Linked DNA regions of Homo sapiens: region 2 is linked to region 1. The links are chromatin loops, found by intact Hi-C in ENCODE. Cell type or tissue: MCF 10A. All regions are shown on one strand.

Evidence for each region. Peaks named below come from ENCODE experiments on the same cell type or tissue, not always from the same donor. Only the 100,000 strongest peaks of a DNase experiment are listed, where the experiment ranks them.
Region 2: it touches region 1 in a loop (5-fold over the local background); 2 of 110 quality-filtered maps call a loop at or near these places.

The regions. Positions count from the first base shown.
Region 1 is chr5:179,353,263-179,361,262 of GRCh38, reverse strand. No RefSeq gene overlaps it. Among named protein-coding and RNA genes, the nearest start is that of ADAMTS2, 12 kb to the right of the region's middle. In MCF 10A, no CTCF peak of the experiment used is centred here; a DNase peak (open chromatin) is centred at 4,462.
Region 2 is chr5:179,299,735-179,307,734 of GRCh38, reverse strand. The region is part of intron 2 of ADAMTS2 (ADAM metallopeptidase with thrombospondin type 1 motif 2); the gene reads left to right. Among named protein-coding and RNA genes, the nearest start is that of ADAMTS2, 42 kb to the left of the region's middle. RefSeq lists an enhancer at 5,470-5,969. In MCF 10A, no CTCF peak of the experiment used is centred here; a DNase peak (open chromatin) is centred at 3,074.

The DNA.
Region 1 (8,000 bases):
TGCAGCGATATTATGGCAGTGGTGAACCGCTATGGAAACCGGTACCTAGAACAGAATTGGCTTTGAAACCAGAAACTGTTATAGGAGGCTGCAAAAATGATGGCCTGTGTTATGCAGTGGTGAGACATTTGCTAAAAACTGTCACTCGCAGTAAGTTGAAGGTTAGAAAAGGTACTTGGTACACTCACGGCTTTGGGCTGGGTGTGTCCAGGTAGGATGTTGAAGGCATGAGCTGGCCTCTGCTGCCCACAGTTGATATGGAACCACAAACAGGAGACATCTCCGGAAAACACTGGCTGCTTGTCAAGAAGAATTGAGAAGGAAAACAGAGCCTGGAAATTCTGGAACTTTCTGGGTTGGAAAATAAAACTATTTCTTTTCTCTTTTTTGTTTTTTGAGACAAGGTTTTGCTTTGTCTTCTAGGCTAGGGTGCAGTGGCATGACCACAGCTCACTGCAGCTTTGACCTCCCAGGCTCCAGCGATCAACCCACCCCAGCCTCCCGAGTAGCTGGGACTACAGGTGTGTGCCACCATGACTGGCTAATTTTTATTATTTTTAATTTTTTATAGAGACGGTGTCTTGCTGTATTGCCAGGGTTGGTCTTGAACTCCTGAACCCAAGGTATTCTCCCATCTTGGCCTCCCAAAGTGCTGGGATTACTGGTGTAAGCCACTGTGCCCAGCCAAGAAAACTATTTCTAATCTTCAATCTCTCCATCCAATAAAAGATTTCCCACTTAAGATACAGCCTGGAAGAAAATTCAAGTCAATGAAGATATAGCTTGGGGACAAAAATCAAATCAAAGACACAGCTATCACACCTTGTGTGAAGACCTCTGAAAGAATTAAATGATGCCCAGCAGTTACTAGAAAGATCAACGGTGGGTCCTGAAGCAGCTCAGGGGGCTCACAGTACCTGCAATTAAGTGTAGAGAAAGGCATGTCTTGTAATACATTGTGAATATGGCTTTTGGCACACAGCATCCAGTTTTGTTTTTTTTTTTGAGATGGAGTCTCTCTATGTCGCCCAGGCTGGAGTGCAGTGGCATGATCTCGGCTCACTGCAAGCTCTGCCTCCTGGCTTCATGCCATTCTCCCACCTCAGCCTCCCGAGTAGCTGGGACTACAGGTGCACGCCGCCACGCCCAGCTAATTTTTTTTTTTTTTGTATTTTTAGTAGAGACGGGGTTTCACCATGTTAGCCAGGATGGTCTCGATCTCTTGACCTCGTGATCTGCCCCCCTCGGCCTCCCAAAGTGCTGGGATTATAGGCGTGAGCCACCGCGCCAGGCTTACATCATTTTTGAGAGAGCTGTTTTGGCAAAAGCCCACCAGTCTGGACTAAAAGAGACTAACGGTATTTAATGTGGAAAAAAAAATTTGGGGGCCACTGACATTTTATGAACAAGACCCTTCAGCTGCCAGGAAGGGCATATTTTCCAGGGTCCTTCTCAGAGGTGACCAAGGAGAAGGATGGGAAAGGAAGGATCTCCTAGAGAGTAAACAGCCACAGAAAACAATGGATTGAGGCTCAAGTCCCAGAGGGTGAACCTGGAACCTCATCCCAGAACATTCTCGACCCCCAGGGGAGCAGCACCTGGCAACATTTTTCCAACAGGATTTAAGGATTGCTATGAACCAGTGACTGCTATGGGCTTCCTGTCCTTCCCTCCTTTGAATGGGAGTGTTGCTGGGGTGTGTGTGAGGTGTGGAAGGTAGGAGGGGTGAACATAACTTCTCCTTGTGTTCCACAGGTCTCTGGAGCAAGAGAAGCCACATCTGGATGTGATGTAGGATGGGGTATTCTGGACTTCAAGCTTGAATCATGAGTGGTTAAGGCTTTCAGGGTCTTAGGATGGAGTGAGTATATTTTGGGAGCAGGCGTGTCTTCGTCCATTTTGTGCTGCTGTAACTGAATACCAAGATTGCATAATTTACAAAGAACAGAAATTAATTCTCTCACTGTTCTGAAGGCAAGATCAAGGCACCAGCATTTGATGGGGGCTTTTTTGCTGTGTCCTCATGTGGAAGAAGAACAGAAGAGAGAGAACCGATTTTCACAAGCCCCTTTTATCACAGCTCACCCCTCAACACTGTTGCATTGGGGATTAAGTTTCCAACACATGAATTTTGTAGGGGACACATTCAAACCACAGCAGGAAGCCTCTTGAGTAATTGGGTCCAAGAGGACAGTCTGTAGTATATTGTCTTATTGTTTCCAATTCCTCACCCATCCTATATTAGAGCTGCCATAACGGATGATCACAAACTCAAATGACTTAAAACAATAGAAATCTACTCTCACAGTTCTGGAGGCCAGAAGTCTGAAATCAAGGTGACTCTCACAGTTCTGGAGGCCAGAAGTCTGTAATCAAGGTGCTGGCTCATTCTGGAGGCTTGGAGGGAGAGTCTGTTCCATGTGTCTCTTCTGGCTTCTGGTGACTGCTGGCTGTACTAATCAGCCTGGGCTGCCACTGAAATGTCATGGAGGGGCTTACACAACAGAAATGTATTCTCACAGTTCTGGAGGTGGGAAGTTCAAAATCAACATACCATTCAATTAAGTTCCTGGTGAGGGCTCTCTTCCCAGCTTGTAGCTGGCTGCCTTCTTGCTGTGTCCTCAGGTGTTGGAGAGAGCCAGAGTGAGAGCAAGAGAGAGAGGGAGAGGGAGGGAGGGAATGAGGGAGGGAGATAACCCTTCCTCTTCTTATAAGGACACCAGTCTTATTGGATTAGGGCCCCACCCCTATGACCTCATTTAACCTTAATCTCCTCCCAAAAGCCCTGTCTCCAGATACAGTCCCATTAGGGGTTAGGGCTTCAGTATGTGAATTTGAAGGGGGCACAGTTGAGGTCATAGCTCTGGCAACACTTGCTGTTCCTTGGCTGGTGGTGGCATCACTCTGATCTCTGCCTCTGTCACCATATGGCCTTCTGTCTGTGTATCTGTGTCTCTGCATCTCCACTTCTTAGAAAGACACCCATCATATTGGATTGGGGCCACTCTGATCCAGTGTGACCTCCTCTTAACTAATTACATCTGCAAAGAGCCCGTTTTCCAATGAGATCCCTTTCTAAGATTCCAGAAGGACATGCACTTTTGGAGGACCCTGCTCAATCCAGTACACACCCCTCTTCCACATCCACTGTTGTGTGACTTTGCAGCTTCTCCCTCTAGGATGAAGTGTCCCTCCTCACCCCACTCCCACTGGGCTGGGCGTGCATCTCTCCTGGCCAGTGGAACACAGGTGGAAGTGATGGTGTGCTGGATTTGAGCCTGGGCCTTAAGCATGAGGTCTTTATGCTCATCTTTCTCGAAGATTCTGACCTCCTCCATGAGATGGGCTTCCCCAGGAGCTGCTGTCCCAGCACTTTGGGCTCCACATGAGCTGACATGGAGCTGAGCTGCCCCAGCTACAGCCTGGACCGGCGGAGCTGTGACCGCAGGATGGCTCTTGTTCCCTGGGGTAGGTGGCAAGGTAGTTCTCCTGTGCCTATAGCTGATTGATACAGGTGAGAAGGGATCTGAGATGGATAGGCAGCCCCTTCTGAGCCCCTGGTCCCACTGCCCTGCTGGAGTGCAAGCCCTGTGTTGTCAGGACATTTTGTTTTATCAGTTTTATTTTCGCAGCCAAGAATCTAGATTTCTAATCTGAAAGCACCTAGTTTTTAACTTATGCATCTAATTCAAATTTTCAAAGTGACTGTGCTGTCCCAGCCAAACATGCCCATGGGCAGGATTCTGCCTGCAAACCTCCAGCTTGTGGCCTAGGGTGTGACCTGTCTGGCCCTGCAGGTCCCTCTGCTCAGCATCTTCCCCATCACAGGCCCAGCCATCCTGGGCAGATCCTGCTTCTGGGAAGAGAGTGGCCTCCCTTGTGCAGGTGACTTTGGCAGGACCAGCAGAAACCCAGGTTTCCTGTCAGGAGGAAGTGCTCAGCTTATCTCTGTGAAGGGTCGTGATAAGGCACGAGGAGGCAGGGGCTTGCCAGGATGTTGCCTTTCTGTGCCATATGGGACATCTCAGCTTACGTTGTTAAGAAATATTTGGCAAGAAGATGCACACAGAATTTCTGTAACGAATAGGATGGAGTTTTAAGGGTTACTACGAAAAAAAGAAAACTACTGGAGAAGAGGGAAGCCAAACACCACCAAGTTTGAAATCGATTTTATTGGACGAATGTCTCACTTTAAATTTAAATGGAGTCCAACTTCCTTTTCTCACCCAGACGTCGAGAAGGTGGCATTCAAAATGTTTACACTTGTTTCATCTGCCTTTTTGCTAAGTCCTGGTCCCCTACCTCCTTTCCCTCACTTCACATTTGTCGTTTCATCGCACACATATGCTCATCTTTATATTTACATATATATAATTTTTATATATGGCTTGTGAAATATGCCAGACGAGGGATGAAATAGTCCTGAAAACAGCTGGAAAATTATGCAACAGTGGGGAGATTGGGCACATGTACATTCTGTACTGCAAAGTTGCACAACAGACCAAGTTTGTTATAAGTGAGGCTGGGTGGTTTTTATTTTTTCTCTAGGACAACAGCTTGCCTGGTGGAGTAGGCCTCCTGCAGAAGGCATTTTCTTAGGAGCCTCAACTTCCCCAAGAAGAGGAGAGGGCGAGACTGGAGTTGTGCTGGCAGCACAGAGACAAGGGGGCACGGCAGGACTGCAGCCTGCAGAGGGGCTGGAGAAGCGGAGGCTGGCACCCAGTGGCCAGCGAGGCCCAGGTCCAAGTCCAGCGAGGTCGAGGTCTAGAGTACAGCAAGGCCAAGGTCCAAGGTCAGTGAGTCTAAGGTCCATGGTCAGTGAGGCTGAGACCCAGGGTCCAATGAGGCCAAGGTCCAGAGTCCAGTAAGGCCGAGATCCAGGGTCCAGGGAGGTCAAGGTCCAGGATCCTGTGATGCTGAGGCCCAGGGTCCAATGATTCTGAGGTCCAAGGTCCAGGGAGGCTGAGGCCAAAGGTCCAGTGAGGTCAAGGTCCAGGGTCCAATAAGGCCAGGGTCTATAGGGTCCAGTGAGGCTGAGGTCCAGGGTCCAGGGAGGCTGAGGTCCAAGGTCCAGTGAGGCTGAAGCCTAGGGTCCAGTGAGGCCAAGATCCAGGGTCCAGCAAGGCCAAGGTCGAAGGTCCAGTGAGACTGAGGTCTAGGGTCCAGGAAGGTCAAGATCCAAGGTCAGTGAGGCCAAGGTCCAGGGTCCAATAAGGTCATGGTCTAGGGTTTAGTGAGGCTGAGGTCCAAGGTCAAGCAAGGCCAGAGTCTGAGGCCCAGCAAGGCTGAAGTCTAGGGTCTAGCAAGGCCAAGATCCAGTGAGACTATGGTCCAGGGTTCAGTGAGGCCAAGGTCCACAGCCTGGTAAGGCCAAGGTCCAAGGTCCAGTGAGGCTGAGGCCCAGGGTTCTGCATGGCTGAGGTCCATGATCCAGCAAAGCTGACACCTGGTCCTAGCGTGGCCACTGCTCAGTGAGATGGAGGACCAGGGTCCAGCCTGGGCAGAGGCTGAGACCTGGGACCGAGCAAGGCCAAATCCCAGTTTCCAGTGAGAGTGAGGTCTTTCGGAGACATTTGTTTCCCTGCTGCCATGTGTCAGGTGGGTGGAATTATCTGCTAACTTCTGATGAGTCTTGAAGCAAGCTGCCTCTCACTCCCTGTTGATCCCAGGGCTTAGGCTCTTCCTCTGCAGTGATGGCTTGTCTGGGACCACCTGGCTCTGCAGTTCTCAGGTCCAGCCACTGTCTCTCTTGTGCCCAGGAGGATGCAGGAGAGGAGGGGCTTGGTCATTCAGACCAGGGTTGGGTCATTCCTGGAGCCACCTGGCCGGGGGACTCTGCTCTTTCTCAGCTATGCACCTCATCATCGCACAGATTCAAACCAATAAAGGGAAACCAGTGATAGCTCCAATCAGTTCAAAACCTCCATTGTCAATGTCCACTTTCGGTGTGAGAGACGTGCTTTACTATGTTTATGAGGAAGATCTGAGGGTCTCAGGTGACCTCCAGGATAACAGTGCGGCTGATCATGCAATTTGTCTGCTCTATCATTGAAGACAATATTATGGCCAACAGCATCCTTCTGTCTAGGCTGTGTCTGAAATGCCGTGGAGAATAAGGGGTCTGGGGGAACTTCCAATCAGAGGGTCTGTGGAGTGGCTCAGGATGGGAAGAGCCTCAGGAGGAGAACACACTGTGGCACAGACCCATAGGAAGGGATCTTCTGGGCAGCAGCTTCTCATCCTGTAGGCACAGGGTCCTAGGATGCACCAAGCATGGGGCAGAGGCCCTGGGCTCTATAATGATGGGAAATGCTGTGGTCCTGGGCTTTGGGGTGCCTTGAGAACAGAGAGACACTGTAGTCTCAGCTGCCCCAGGAGGCAGGTCAGTGGCCCTTATCACCACTGCAAGCCCTAGATGAGCTGGCAGCTCCCGTCCATAGCAGGCGGCTGGCCGAGGCCAGAGACAGCTTGCAGTGTGGCCCATGCTGAGGGTTGCTAAGGAGTCTCAGGGCTCAGACGGAACTCCAGACAGCCTTGCTGCTGTGGCCTCTCTGAACGGAGATGGGAAATCGCCATGGGGTAACGGCAGCCGCCTCAAAGTCATTCGATTTCCTCTATCTCATTTTCAGAAATGCAATTAGGGAGGCCGGGGCACCGTGTGGGCTCTGGAGCGTGCGTCTGCGTGTCTGGGTCTGTGGGCGTTTGCGGGCTGCAAGTTGGCGTGTGTCTGCATGCCTGCTAGTGCACGTGCATCACCACATGTGTGTGCTGTGGTACGAGTGTGTGCATACAGGCGTGTGCAAGTGAACACTCTCGCCTCTGGGCTCCTGGAGAAGTCACCCATTCAGCACCCTGAATCAGCTTCTGTTCCCTTTCACATCAATTTGCTGGGGAGTCCCCCAGCCTTGAGACGACAGTATTCCCGTGGCACTCCCCTCCAGCCTTGCACCCCTACCTCCCCATCCTCCCTCCCAGCAGCCTGTGCATTCAGACTTAGGTTTGGAAGGCCTTGGGGATGGTCTCTTCCTCAGGTCACTGTCCCTATCTGCAGCCGAAGAGCAGGACCTCTTAATAGGTAGCAGGGGGCCACCGGTGCCACATGGGGACAGGAAAAGGAGCATTTTGGAAAGTTCTAGCAGCTGAAGCCATCATAGAGGTCCCTGTGTGAGACAGCAGAGAAGCCTGGGCTACAGAGGTTCCCCTGGGCTGCCCCAGCCATGCAGGGACCCCTGACCCAGCTTCTCCAACCAACAAGGCAGAGGTGGGCTCTGCAGCACACGGGCTAGAGGCCACAGGCCCAGGGGCCAGGTGGCTGTGTGCAGAACGTGAGGGTCTGGAAACCTCCACTCCAGCTTGTGGATGCCCCATGGCACAGCGGGCCCAGAGGAGCCAGTTGGGCTTTTTTTTTTTTTTTCATGGAAGCCAGAGCTGCATGTTTTCATGGGCAGTCTTTTGCTTTTTTAAATCTTAGCAACTAATTTGAGTTTAAAAATAAAACCCTATAGGCCACCAGTGGGCAGCCCCTTATGCAACACTTAGGATAGGATGCTTGAGTTTGTGAGTGACAGTAAATGACTCCATGACCCTCCAGGCCGAGTGGGGCTTCACGGGAAGATGCTGGACCCCAGAAGGCCTGGGGTCTCAGAAGCCTCTGGACACCCCCATATAGGGTGAACGTTGGAGTCTAGGGGTTCGATCTGCCTTTGAACCCTCAGGGTCTGCCGTCCCTGAGTGTCAGCCTCTTCACCTGCAAGTGGGATGCTGCAGTTCCACCTTGCAGGCAGTCATGAGGCTCAGGGGAGGCAGTTTATGAAGACCTTGGCTAATTCACCTGCAGCGGTGCCCAATGACGGCATCTTTCTGCTCTGGTGGGAGAGGAAACTGCAGGGTCCAGCTGACCCAGTCACCTTTGATCTGGGCAGATGAGGGTGGTCTTGGGGTAGAAACGTGCATGATCCTTCTCCTCAGAAGAGGGCTGGGGACCCCTCAACCAGTGTCCC
Region 2 (8,000 bases), 54 kb after region 1:
GGCCCTGAGGCAGGTGCTGAGTTGAAGTGTGCCAAGGACACAGAGGAGATCTCCACGGCTGGCACTTGAGTGAAGGAGAAATCAGCGGGGACCGGGGCAGTCATGTGGTGGGAAGCCGCTGGAGGGCTTTGGGCAGGCAGTGACAGGTCTGAGTCGTGTTTCAGAGATTCTGTGGGGCAGCCGTGAGGAGCATAGAGAATGAGGTCACAGGCTTGGGACGCCCGGGCTCCCAGCCTGGCATACGTGATGGTGCTATTAGTGGATGGTGCAGCATGACCCGGGAAGCCCCTGCGTGGTGGTGCCCCCCGGACCGGGCTGTTGAATGCTCATGGGCAGAGCTGCTTCTGTGTCATGGAGCTGTCCTGGAGTGCTGAGCAGTGGCCACCCAGGGTTGGCCGGGTGCTCGAGCCCTGAGAGGGCCGGTGGACCTCCTGTGGGCCCCAGGTCTTGCCGTCCCTGAAGGCTGAGGCTTGCAGGGTGCGATGCTCTCACAGCACTGCTGGGGCAGATGGCGGAGCACAGCAGGGCAGGGGCGCGTGGGCCGGGGCAGCTCTGCAGTGCGGGCCCCCTGTGTCTGTCTCATGCTAGCAGGGCGAGGGTCTGGGCCGGGCTTAGGCTGGCTGGCCACTGACTTCCCCGAGAGGTTCTTCTTACTCGGCTGCCCCTCTACTACGTGCTGGCCTCACCTCCAAGGACTCAGGCCCAGGGTTGATCCTGCCAGGGCCACAACAGATGTGGGACTGGCCCTGGTGGCCAATTCCCCACCCAGCAGAAGACTGCCCTGCCCTCTCATCCCTCAGGCTGTGCTCCTGTCAGGCCTGGTCCTGGAATAAGAGCCATGTCCTCAGAGCCTGTGGGAGCACTTGGTGCTATGAGACTCGATCTCATGGAGTTGCTTCCTTCCTGGGTGTCCTTTCCCTGGTTGAGTTCATCTGCCTGGCTCTCTGCTGGCACCGGGCTTGGCACTGGAGATCAAAGCTTCATGAGGCTGGAGCAGGAGGGCCCCCGCTTCCCCTAGGCTTTAGGGGCCAGTCACCCTTCCTGGACATCCACCTTCCCCAGGAACACGGGTTTTGGGGAAGCTCTCTGGGGCCCTTTCCTGCCCTGGCCTGAGGGTCTGTGCTGGGTGCTGGGTGTGTACAGAGGTGCTGTCTAGGACTCAACCCAAGGTTGAGTAGGAGTCGTGAAAATGCTCCTTATTTTAGGGGAAAACAGTTTCTCAGGATGCGGTATTGTGTTAGCTTTAGTTTTTTTGTAGATATTCTTACCAGGTTGAGCACGTTTCTTTCTCTGTTAGTTGAGAGTTTTTAATTTTTAGTCATGAATGAATCATATCATATGGTTTTCTCTATCACTTGATATAAGCATATTTTTTTTCCTTCTTCAGTCTGTTAATATGCTGGGTTACACTGACTTTTGGATATTGTGCCAGACTCTGCAAATCCAGGACAAACATGACTTGTCTGTTGTGCACTCTGCTGTTTATACATGGCTGGACTAGACTTGCCAGTGTTTTGCTGAGGATTTTTGTGTCTATGTTCATTGAGGGATATTGGTTTATAGGTTCATGAGGGATATTGGTTTGTAGGGTTTTTTTTTTTATTGAACTGTCTTTGTCTGGTTTTAATATCAGGGTAATGTTGACCTCATAAAATGAATGGGAGAATTGGTGCCATTTTTTCCTGAGAGGTTAGTAGAATTTTCCAGTAAAACCGTCTAGACCTGGAAATTTCTTTTTTGCAGGATTTTAAACTATGAATTCTTTTTCTTTAATAGTTACAGAACTTTTTATGCTATCTACTTTGTCTTGGGTAAGTTTTGGTAGCTTATAGTTTTTGAGGAAATCATGCATTTCTTCAACACTGATGGATTTATATGCATAGAATTGTTTATACTATTCCATTATCTTTTTTATGGCTGTGATGTCATTAGTGATATCCTTTTTAAAAATATTCTGATACTGGTAATTCATATTTTTTTCTGTTTCTCTTCTTCAGTCTCACTAGAGATTTATCAGTTGACTGATCTTTACAAAGAACCAAATTTGGTTTCATTGATCTTCTCTATTATTTTCATATTTTCAGTTTCATTGATTTTTACTCTTATCATTTCCTCCCTTCTACTTGCTTTGGGCTTATTTTGCTTTTTCTATTTGAGCATGTTTTGGTATTCAATTTTAATTTACCTATTGTGTTTGGTTGTATATCTTTGTATAGTGTTTACTGGTTGCTCCAGGGATTATAATAAACCTATATAACTCTTCAGAGTCTTTTTCAAATCAATATTTTACCACTTCAAGTTGAATGTTGAGACCCTGCCATCATATAGGTCCCTCTGTCCTCCCCTGAATGTTGTTGTCTTTTATACACCTACATACATGGAAAACTACATCAGACAGCATTATCATTCCTCTTTAAAATACGCAAGAGCCTAATCTGTTATATTTTTTCAGGTATTTCTGTTGCTCTTCCTTTATTCCTGATGTTCAAAATTTCTTTCTAGCATCATTTTCCCCCTGTCTGAAGAACTTCCTTCAGCAACCATCTTAGGGTAGATCTGCTGGCCACACATTCTATAAGTTTTGCTTCATCTGAGAATGTCTTTATTTCTCCTTAATTCTTGAAGTGTATTTTTGCTGGAGATAGAATTCTGGGTTGACAGTTCTTTTTTTTTTTTTTTCAGCATTTTAACAATGTTTTGCACTTCCTTTGGACTTCACAGTTTTGATAAGAAATCTGCAGTTATCTGAACCATTTTTCCCCTATAAGTAATGCACTGTTTTTCTCTGACTGCTTTCAAGACTTTTTTTTGTCTGTAGTTTTCAGAGTGTGTTTATAACGTGTGGGATTGTGTTTCCTTGGATTTCTCTCATTTGAGGTTTGCCGATCTGTTGAATTGGTAGGTTTATGCATTTCACAGAATTTGAGAAGTTTTCAGCCATTATTTATCCAAATATTTGTTTAGTAATACATTCTTTCTCTTCTCCTTCTGGGACATGACTGTTAGTTAGATCTTTCGGTATTTTCCCACAGTCTCTAAGGCTCTTGGCATTATAAAATATTTTTACTCGCTGCAGTTTGAATTGGGTAACTTCTATTGCTCTATCCTCAAGTTCACTGACTCATTCCTCTGTCATATCCATTCTGCTCTTGAGCCTATCCAGTGAGTTCTTAAAGTTTCTGTTATTGTATTTTTCAGTTCTAAAATTTCCGTTTGGTCCTTTTTAAAAATATGTCTTCCGTTTCTTGCTGAGACTATCTTTCCATTAGTTGCCAGAGTTTTTGCCCTTACTTTATGGAGTATTTTTATAATAGCTGCTTTAAGATCATTGTCAGTTAATTCCAACATATGTGCTATCTCAGTCTTGTTATCTGTTGGTTGTATTTGCCTGGAGGAGTTGAGATTTTCCTGGTTCTTGGTATGCCAAGTAATTTTGGACTGTATCCTGGACACTTTGATATTACCCTATGAGACTTTGGATCTTGTTTAAATGCTATGGAGAAGGTCATTATTTTTGTTTGATCAGGTAATTAACCCTTGGGTTAATTGGGTTCCGGCTGCAAGTTCCAATGTGCCTGTGGATTGCGGTTCAATGTCAGGTCCATTTTCAAAGCCTGTGCAGTCCTATTCTGATCAATCCCATGTAAACACAACCCAGTGGCACGTCTGGGACCTGGGCATTGGTCCACCTCCTAAGTCAGTCCCCAGAACCTATGGCGTGTTGTTTAGGGTCAGACCCACTCGTGCACGGCTCAAGCACGAGCCCAGGAGTTTCTAACCAACTTTCTGATGCCAGTTCCCCAAGCTCTGCTGTCTCTGCCATCTTCCTAGCCCTGTCCAGTTTCCTGCGGCTCCTTGTTAAATCTCTCTGGCCAGAAAGCTGGGGCTTTATTGACCCTGCTGTCTTGCACACTTCCTGCAACTACACTCCTGGGAGGACCAAAAGAGGAAAGAGCAATGGGGTTTCACTCCACCTTTCTAGGACCACAGCACTTCCAGCTACACAGCCAGGCTCCCCTCTTAGAGTTTTAGGTGCCTGTGGGCTGCCATGAGCTGGCGTGTGAGAACACGAAGAAAAGAAAAAGGAAATAGGAAAGAAAAATGAGGTGTTGGCTTGGCTCTGAGCATTCGGAAATGCTTTTTCTATCCTTGAGCTACAACAACAGGGCTTGTCTCGAGCTCTGTCTGTCTGTACCCAGTGCCCGCTTCTGGAGTTTGACCTGCCTTGTATCTAGGCTGAGGAATACCAGAGAATGAAGAGTAAACTCTGCGGGTTTGCTGAACCTCACATTCTAGTCTTCTTCCCCAATCTGCATGCTGTTATTTATTTTGCAGGGTCCTCAGCTAGCTGCTCATGAATCCAGTGCATTTGGGTGGCTGCAGGCAGTGGGGGATGCAGGTGAGGCGTGCTCACACCATCCTACTGGAACCTGAACCTTCTCCTAGGGACCTCTCTATGTGTTGAGCGGTTTATAATCAGGGAGGGACTTCTACCAGCAGAAATACAGCCATAGGCAGATCCCTGCTGAACAGGAATTTCATAGAGAGAGGGAGGGAGATCCTGCCCCCAGCAATTCTCACAACATGCCCAGAGCAACTGACAGGGGAATCAGGTCTCTTCCACCCTCCAGGGGCTGCCCACTGCACAGAGGAGAAAATCCAATCTCCTCCCCACAGCAGAGGAAGCTCTGTGCAGTCTGCCCCCGCCCACCACTCTGACCTCCTGTACCCCACCCAGGCCCACCACTCTGCCCTCCTGTACCCCACCCAGGCCCACCACTCTGCCCTCCTGTCCCTCGCCCCCGCCCACCCTTTGCTCTCCACACTCCACTCACATTGGCCTTCTTCCCTTTCCTCAAACATGGCAGGTCTGTTCTGACCTCGGGTCCTCTGCATGTGCTGTTCTCTGTGCTGGAGCCCACTTCCCCAGATCTCTCCATCGCTGCCTCTTTCCAATCATTTAGGCCTCAGCTCCAGTGTCATCTCTTCCAGGAAGTCCCCCGCCCCCCTCAACAATACTCTGTGCTGTTGTCCTCACGGCTGCGTCACTCTCTGTCGACTTCCTCTTTGCTTGCTTACTGCCATTTGCCCCCCCGGGAGATAGCACCCAGGGTCTGCATTCAGCCACAGGTCGCAAATGTGAATGCACCTTTGTGGCCACATCTATCGGTGCTGCTGGCAAGGTGGAGGTTGGGAAGCCGGACCCACTGGGCCACAAGTCCTCAGGGCTCCTTCCTGGTCCAGAGGACCCCCAGGAGGAGGCAGCTCTGCCTCCGCAGAGAATCTTGCTGCAGTTTGGGTTGTCCGGGGCCTTATCACTCCCCCGCTTTTTTTTTTTTTTTTTTTTTTTTTTTTGAGACGGTCTTGCTCTGTCGCCCAGAGCAGCTGGGACTACAGGCGCCCCCCACCACGCCCGGCTAATGTTTTATATTTTTTTAGTAGAGACGGGGTTTCACTGTGTTAGCCAGGATGGTCTCCATCTCCTGACCTCATGATCCGCCCACCTCAGCCTCCCAAAATGCTGGGATTACAGGCATGAGCCACCGCACCCGGCCATCACCCCCGTCTATTTTCATACATGCAGTGGGGTGAGAGGCAGAAGTCCCGGCTTCTGCTCCTGTGTGGCTTCCTACTCACTCTACACTCCCCTTCCTGACGCTGGCCAGAGGCTGGCGGAAGGGCTGTGCTGGGCCAGGACTGGCTTGCAGTTCCTCTGCAGGGAGTCCCGGAGCCTGGGGCCTGAGGGCTGCCTTGGAAGGGCACCCAGGGGCGAGGTGTGCAGGCTGACTGTTCCCAAGCAGCTGGGGGCCTGCCCTCGCTCCTCTCCCGGGCACAGCACGCTGTGAGCGGGGCATCCCGCACGCCCTGCTGCCACCGGCTCTCCGGCTGCACTCCTTCTTCACACGCTGGATGAGAGGACACTGCTGGGGCAGCAGGGCACATGGTGCAGGGGTCCTGCCCTCATTTGTGTCTTTTCCCAGAGGATGGGTTGTCTCCAAGTTCTGCGTCAAAACTGAAGTTCAGCATACTTAAGCCCAGTGGTTCACAAAGGAGATGCTTGAAACCCACTTCTCTCCCCCAGTTACTCAGGTGCTGCCCAGTGGAGAGAGATCTGTGCACACAGCCTTGTCTCCCTGCGGCATCTGGGCGCCACAGGGCAGCCCTCAAGAGATGCCCCTGTCCCAGTGCGGGGCTGGGGAGGAGCCCAGCCCTGTGCGAGCAGATCCGGATCCACCACTCATTAGCTGTCTAATCCTGAAAGAGTCATGTCATCTCTTGGAGCCTGTTTCCCAATCTGTAAAATGGGCATAATGATACTGAGCTCACTTCCTTTGCCTTCATTATCTTATTTTCAATCCCTTGACAACTCTGTAAAGTAGGTAATATTGTGCCATTTTAGACACGGAAAAGCAGAGGTCGAAAGAGGCCAAATAGCCACAAGTGACAGAGTGGGGATTTAAGTCTAAAGATCTCAAGTTTCGGCTGGGCTCAATTCTTTCCTTCAGCCCAGGATGTTCAGGGATGACAGCCAGGCTGGGCCCCTGAGCAATGCCCTCTGCTGTCTTTTTTTTTTTTTTTTTCCTGGGGGACAGGAGCGAGCAGAGCCTCCAGAACCTTTGCCCAGATCACAGTAGGCGGTTCTTGCAGCTGGGACCAGTTCCTCCCACTTGGACAGAGTGAGGAGTCCAGGCTTCACTGAGGCCAGGAGGGGGCTGGCCGCCGGCTCCAGACTGGGGAAGCCTGTGTTTGGGGCTTGTGCTCAGTGTGTGGGGACATCCTCCGGCCTCTGTCCTGCGGGACCTCTCCGACTTTTAATTGGCTTTCTTCTGGCTCCGCGTAGATGAAGAGTTTTTGCCAGAGCCAGAGCCATAACGGTTTATCTGTCTGCTGGCTTGCGTTTCTCAGACTGTTACTGAATTAAGTTGTATGTATGAAGACTCTTAAATAAAATAATATCATCGTGTTTATTCGGAGCTTGGCCTTAAAGTGCACTTTTGAGTGTGCACATCATTCTTCTTAAACCAGGGCCTCCTTTATAAGGGGATTTATCTTCACTTTGAGAAACGTCTGCTAAAGCCTGCTGTGCCAAAGTCCTCATGCTTACTGCTAGAGCCACAGAAGTGAAGGGGGGTCTGGCTTGTCCTCAGGCAGCTCAAAGTCAGGGGGACGGGGACAAAAGACCAGCCAAAAAGTGTTGCAAAGACATCAATGGGTGCTATAAGAGGATGCTATTCTTTTGTTTCTTTAGTTTTCCATTGTTTACAATTAAACATTATTCACAACAACTGACAAAACATGATTCACAATAATTTACATTATTCACAATTAAAAATTACTTTTGAACATACAAAACATATGGTCATTATCATTGAATAATGTAGAAAAGTATTAAGGAGAAAGCAAAAACCATGAAATCCTACCCTTTTGAGATAGTCTCTGTGAGAGACAGAATAATCCTTCTCCCAAAGTTGTCCATGTCCCAGTCCCGAGAACCTGGGAATAAATCAGGTGACATAGCAGGGGCAGTGAAGGTTACAGATGGAAGTCAGGTTGCTAATTAGTTGACTTTTAAGATAAGGAGATTATCCTGGATGGCACAGTGTAATGGCAAGGATTCTTCTTTTTTTTTTTTTTTTTTTGAGACGGAGTCTCACTCTGTCGCCCAGGCTGGAGTGCAGTGGCATAATCTCAGGCTCACTGCAAGCTCCACCTCCTGGGTCCAAGTGATTCTCCTGCCTCAGCCTCCAGAGTAGCTGGGACTACAGGCGCCTGCCACCACGCCTGGCTAATTTTTTGTATTTTTAGTAGAGACGGGGTTTCACTGTGTTAGCCAGGATGGTCTCCATCTCCTGACCTTGTGATCCGCCCGCCTCAGCCTCCCAAAGTGCTGGGATTACAGGTGTGAGCTGGCCATGACAAGGATTCATAAAAGTAGAAGATGGAGGCAGAAGTTCAGAGTCAGAGAGGGGTCAGTAGATGCTCCGGTGCTGGCTTTGAAG